2 separate regions of the Homo sapiens genome follow, and region 2 is linked to region 1. The links are chromatin loops, found by intact Hi-C in ENCODE. Cell type or tissue: heart left ventricle. All regions are shown on one strand. Links, peaks and the distances in the headings refer to the core of each region. The heading gives the core; the rest is flanking DNA. Region 1 overlaps NFIB-AS1 (NFIB antisense RNA 1). Region 2 has its middle 68 kb from the start of MPDZ.

Region 1 (2,829 bases), core at 248-2,747:
ACTGGCACATGAAATTTCTGAACATTTACCAGTTGATTTGGATGAGTTGATATGAGTTGGCTGCAACAGACCACTGGATAAAATACGCTGACTGATGGGGCCTGAGTCATAGAGCCTAGGGTGTAAGGTCAGCAATAGCCAAACCACATGAACTGGAAATAGGGTGTGTGGTTTCTTTTAGAGAAAACTGGGGTGCTACTACCTAAAGAAGGAGAAAGTAACATTGGGAAGACAAAAACAACGAATCCACCTCAGTCCTCAGTGTCATTGTTTCAACATATTTTAATGATTTCAGGCTAGGAAAAAACTTTCAGCAAAGTTTCCAAGAATTACAAGTATGACTGCTGTGGGTATGCACGTACCTGCAAATCAGACTCTCTCCTCCTATGGAAAAAAACACAGTTTTTCACATTTCCATTTTAGTTAGCCCATAAAATCTGGCTTTTTAAGCCTGGACACATTTATCCCAAAGTGATTGTGCTCAGAAAATGTGAAAGAAACGAACAGCCTTTTTTTAAAGTATATATTTTTTAGTTTTTAGCAGTTTTATTTATGTATTTATATATAATTCACATTTTATATAAATATAAAATTATTTTATATAGTATATATTTATTGATATATGAGTTATATATCAATAAATAGATATTAATTATGTAAATAAACTTATGTCTAATTCACACATTGTGCAATTCATCCATTTAAAGGGCAAAATGCAATGGTTTTTAACAAAATCACAAAGTTGCACAACCATCACTACAATTAATTTTACAACATTTAATCAACCTAAAAAGAAACTCTGCACCACTTTGCTGTCATCCTCCAGGCTCCCCAAACTCTCCCCAAGCTCTAGCCAATCACTAGTCTAGTTTCTGTCCCTATAGAATTGCCTATTCTAGGAATTTCATATAAGTAGAATGGTACAATACATATTCTTTTGTGACAGGCTTCTCTTACTTAGCATGATATTTTAAGGTCCATCCTTGTTAACGCATGTATTAATATTTCATTTCTTTCTTCACCAAATAGCATTCCATTACACGTATATCCCACGTTAAGTTTATCCATTCATTGGTTGATGGACGTGTGGATTGCTTTCCCTTTTTGGCTATTATGAAAAGGCTGCTGTGAACATTCATTTACAGGTTTTTACGTGGACATAAGTTTCCATTTCTCTTAAACCAATGGTCTCTTTAGTAAGTGTTCTTATTTTCCACATGATTAAGGAAACTGCTATTTAGGAGTTAACTCAGAAATATCTCATGTAGAATTTCAAACCTCTTGAATATTGGGTCACTACCTCCAACCCTGCTATTTCTTGGTAGGGAGGAGGAGGGTGCTGTCTATCAGGAAAAAGTTGGATCTGACTTGGGGCTCACAGATCACTGCACAGGGGTGACTGAATTCCCTTTGCAGCACCTGAGGCCAGGTCTGGCCCACAACTGGCTCACAGTAATCAGCCCATCACAGTGTTCCTTCAGGGACTCTCCACATATAAAGTATACAGAGTAAGAAAAATAAAACCTTAGTCTCTGACCTGGAAATCAGAGTCATGGGGTTTGGGAAACTTGCAGGAAAGAAGAGGAAAAAAAAAATAGCTTTCCTGATAGAAGCCAATGAAGTTAATTTTCTCCCTTGTGTGACTTGGAGGAGTTCTTTGGTGTGTCCTGCAGACCTGCAATGAAAAAGAAGGCCCTATATTAATTTATACAGCAACTCTTTTCCAAGAAATTCAGAGCATTTCAAACAGTCTTTCACTCATTCCCCTGAGGGATTTTGCACAGTGTGCATAAGAAATTACTTCTTTTAAAATTTACACTCTTCAGTTAGCCAGTACTGAGCAGAAATAGAACTAGAAAAGCAGACCTCCTGACCAAACATTCCGCTATAATATTTTCAGTGAGCTTCTATAAATCAGTGTATATCCTTAAAAACAGGATCTCCCCATAACAGCCCCATGACCACTCACCGGTGACTGACATTCCTTTCAGCAAGAGCAAAAGTTTCCCTTCCAAATTAGAATCCACTGGTATGGCATGCACTATAAAACTGAAGTGTATCATTATTCATAATTAAGTGCTCAGGATCACCCAGACCCTCAGACCATCCAGTTTTACTCTCCAGCTCAGCCCTCCTAACTCACCCCAGCTGAGGACCCCTTAATAATCCTGAAACTGGTGGAGTGCAAGAGAGGAGTCCTGCTCGTAAACCCCAGGCAAAAAACAGGAGACGAAATCAGTCCTGCTCTCACTGTTGTTTCTTGCTCTGTCTCGGTGCTGTTTTTACACGGGGCTGCACTGCCCCTCAGGGCCTTGCTGACCATTCTGGGTAGCATATTCAGCTCCAGCTTCCCAAAGCCCACCAGCATCAGCCACATGCAGGGCTAAACTTAGCCCTCAACCCCAAACACTAGTTCCTCGTGTGGGGCCTTTTCTCAAGATATTCTTATTGTGAAATCCTCAGTATCCATCCCTGGGAAAAGAAAATCTTGGTCCGAGCCACACTAGCTCATGTGGAATCTTGGGAAATAACATCCTGGGGAGTATCTGTGCCTTTCTTTTTCCCACTTCAAGAAAACCTCTGGGATCCATAAGTTCCCTCCTAGTGACTACCAGAGAATGGGAAGTTTTAATCCAGTTAGTGACAAAAAGTGCGTACTAGTGTCTCACGCTGCCCCAGCCTCAGGCATATTTTGTTTGGGACCCCATAATCTTAATATGCACATTATTTAAAACGTGTACTAGTTGTCAGCTAGCACTGGCCACACAGTTTGTGAGGGACCAGTGCAATGCAAAAATGCAAGCCCGTTGTTGAAAGTTTAAGAATTGC
Region 2 (2,829 bases), core at 203-2,702, 1.0 Mb after region 1:
ATGTTAAATCCAGCTTTACCATTCACGAAAACTTTTACAGATTCCAGTACCAAAGGCATCATACGATCTCTAAGTGCATTGCCATTCATATATACCTGGCTCCTGGGCATAAGGTGAGCATATTCAGTCCCACTTCATTTTACTAGAATGCAGTCTTTGAGGGCAGACAAAATACCTTATTCATCCCTACCACCTACACCTAGCACAATGTGGTTTATCTATTCATAATTTATCTACTCATAAATGAATAGTGTTTATTTACAAATTAATCATGTAATCTTTCACTTACATAACTGCTGTTATTAAAATATGCATTTGGACTATTTTTTCCATTTGTGGCAATGAGAGTTTCTACAAACCTATTCAAGTGCTTCACTGGAACACTCTTAACCAAAGTCAAATTGTGGAAGAGTTACATAAACTAGTAGATTTGAAGTCATTATTTACCTCATTCTCAGCTTTCAAAAGTTGTCTATGGGTCATAATATGCCATTTTATTAAGTCCTTCATTTAATTTTAAAATATAAGTCATCATTTCCCAATCAGAAAAAGAGGTCCTCCTCCTCCTCCACCGCCACTTCTTCTTCCTCTTCCTCCTCCTCCTCCTGTTCTTCTCCTTCTCCTTCTCCTCCTCCTTGTTCTTCTCTTTTATTTATTCATCTTCTTTTTCAGAAAGGGTTTTTCTCTGGCTGGAGTGCAGTGGCCCAATCATAGCTCACTGCAGCCTCAAATTCCTGAGTTCAAGCAATCATCTCACCTCAGCCCCTGAGTAGCTGGGACTACAAATGTGCACCACCACACCCAGATAATTGTTTTTTATTTTTTGTAGAGACAGGGTATCACTATGTTGCCCAGGATATTCTCAAACTCCTGGCCTCACATGAGCCTCCAGCCTTGGCCTCCCACAATGCTGGGATTATAGGTATGAGCCACCATGCCCAGAACTTTTTTAAGGCAGAACATGGGACCTGCTTTTAAGTTCCATCTTAGCCACTACTTAAGTCTCCAACCACCTCCAAGTCACTTAATGACGAAACTACTTAAAGGGCGTATTATATTTTATAATGTATTTTTGCAATATATATGTATTTTTTATAATAAGATGTGTGAATTATGGGGCACATAATAATGATAATCACTATAGTTATTGTTACTATTGACATTCTCTTTACTTATCAATAAAAATGTTCAATGATGATTTATAATTTAAATATGAAATCTGTCCTCAATCTACCTTATATTTGGAAAAGTTTGCAATTTGATAGACTAGCCAATAGTCTTAGAATACAGTTTTTCTTTCCCAGGAATTCATTATCTAGAAGCAAATTGGCCACCATAGCTTAGAAAATATTTTGATTTTGTCAGGAAAGCTTTAATAAAGGAAACTATATATGTTCATCATCTATGCCACTCAAGTAATACCCAAATATTCTACAGATGTTTTATGAGGAATGGACAATCTTAGTTCAACTCAACCACCAGGTCCCTATAGTTTACGCCAACATCCTAGTTCTAAGAAAGCCTTGTAATATGTGCTTCAGCTGTCAAGAAAAAACATCAGATCAGTTCTACTTCATATAGAACAGTCAGACTTTGGATCAGATACTGGCATATTTAATCTGCCCAAGTTTGTTTTGATGTCCTCTAAGTAGAAGATTAATATTTTGGAATAGGAATGATACAGCCAGACAGACCAGATGTTTATTTCTGTCTGCCTTTGGCTGCGATTGTTTAAATACAACCTAAAGAAAGGTCTAATGAATACTTACTGTGGTGATGAAAGTTCCTGCAGTGCTTCCAGGGTTGCATTATTTGATTTGCATTTCAGCCTGATGTCAGGACGCTGGTGGGGGTCTGTTATAATAGATTTTCTAATACATTTTCTACGTGCCTAATTTGGTATACATTTAAATGTATATATGTACACACGTAAATGTTTGTGCTTGTTATTTAAGGTATTCCAAGTAAGGTTTAAAGCATTGAAACCATCTGATTTGCATTTTTCAACAAGAACCAACATTTGTATTTATTTATGGAAACACTTTTGGCATAAGACTTTCTACTAAATTATAATAAAAACTTTCCGTATCACCCTGGGGAATCTGGCAATCAGCCTACCTCCTACCCAGATCAGTCTTCCCCACCTACTCCTGCCTTCTCCCATCCATTATATGCTTAACTTAAATCTGTGGTCTTGCCTGGAGCTGGTGATGAGGAGAAATAGAAAGTTAAATAAGGCAGTATGTAGTAACATGGCTGTGATTCCCTTGATCTCTGAGGTCCCCTAGGAATCCATAGATTGACCATCTAATATTTAGGCAGCTCTATTTTCTTTTTCTGTAAAATGGACACAAATATATTTTGCATTTTTAAAGTGTAATAACACCCAAGAAACTAATTGAATATAAATATTCCTACGGCCTAAGGCTAGGAGAGTCACATTCCTGTCAATTTTTAAAATGTCTTGTCTACAGCCAATCTATCTTTCCAGTCTAAACTGAAAAAATTACTGGCCCTCCCAAAGAAATACAATTTTAAAATTGTATCATTAATTACTACCACAATAAGATAATAATAATATACATATTGAGTGCTTATTATATTCAAGACAATACAATGATTTAGATGTATACATTCTTTACATCCATGATTTCATTTAATTGGCAGTATTCTAATAGTTAAGTATTATTATGATGCCTGTATCATAGGAGGTAAATCTGAAAATCTTAGAGGTTAAAATGACTTGTCTAACATCACAACAGTTAAAAAATGGCAACAGAGGGACTCTAATCCAGGAGTATCTTATTTAACTTTTATTTATTTTATTGT

What was found. A loop is a pair of places that touch in the nucleus more often than their neighbours do. Peaks named below come from ENCODE experiments on the same cell type or tissue, not always from the same donor. Only the 100,000 strongest peaks of a DNase experiment are listed, where the experiment ranks them.
Region 2: a loop joins it to region 1, with 4 times the contacts of the local background. A loop is called at or near these places in 31 of 110 quality-filtered maps.

The regions. Positions count from the first base shown.
Region 1 is chr9:14,355,998-14,358,826 of GRCh38, reverse strand. It overlaps NFIB-AS1 (NFIB antisense RNA 1), which reads right to left. Exons shown (of 2, transcript NR_186536.1): 2 at 263-1,675. It also overlaps a transcript of NFIB not described here. Among named protein-coding and RNA genes, the nearest start is that of NFIB-AS1, 40 kb to the right of the region's middle. RefSeq lists an enhancer at 2,546-2,829. In heart left ventricle, for the core only: no CTCF peak of the experiment used is centred there; no DNase peak of the experiment used is centred there; H3K27ac peaks cover 387 bases.
Region 2 is chr9:13,346,178-13,349,006 of GRCh38, reverse strand. No RefSeq gene overlaps it. Among named protein-coding and RNA genes, the nearest start is that of MPDZ, 68 kb to the right of the region's middle. In heart left ventricle, for the core only: no CTCF peak of the experiment used is centred there; no DNase peak of the experiment used is centred there.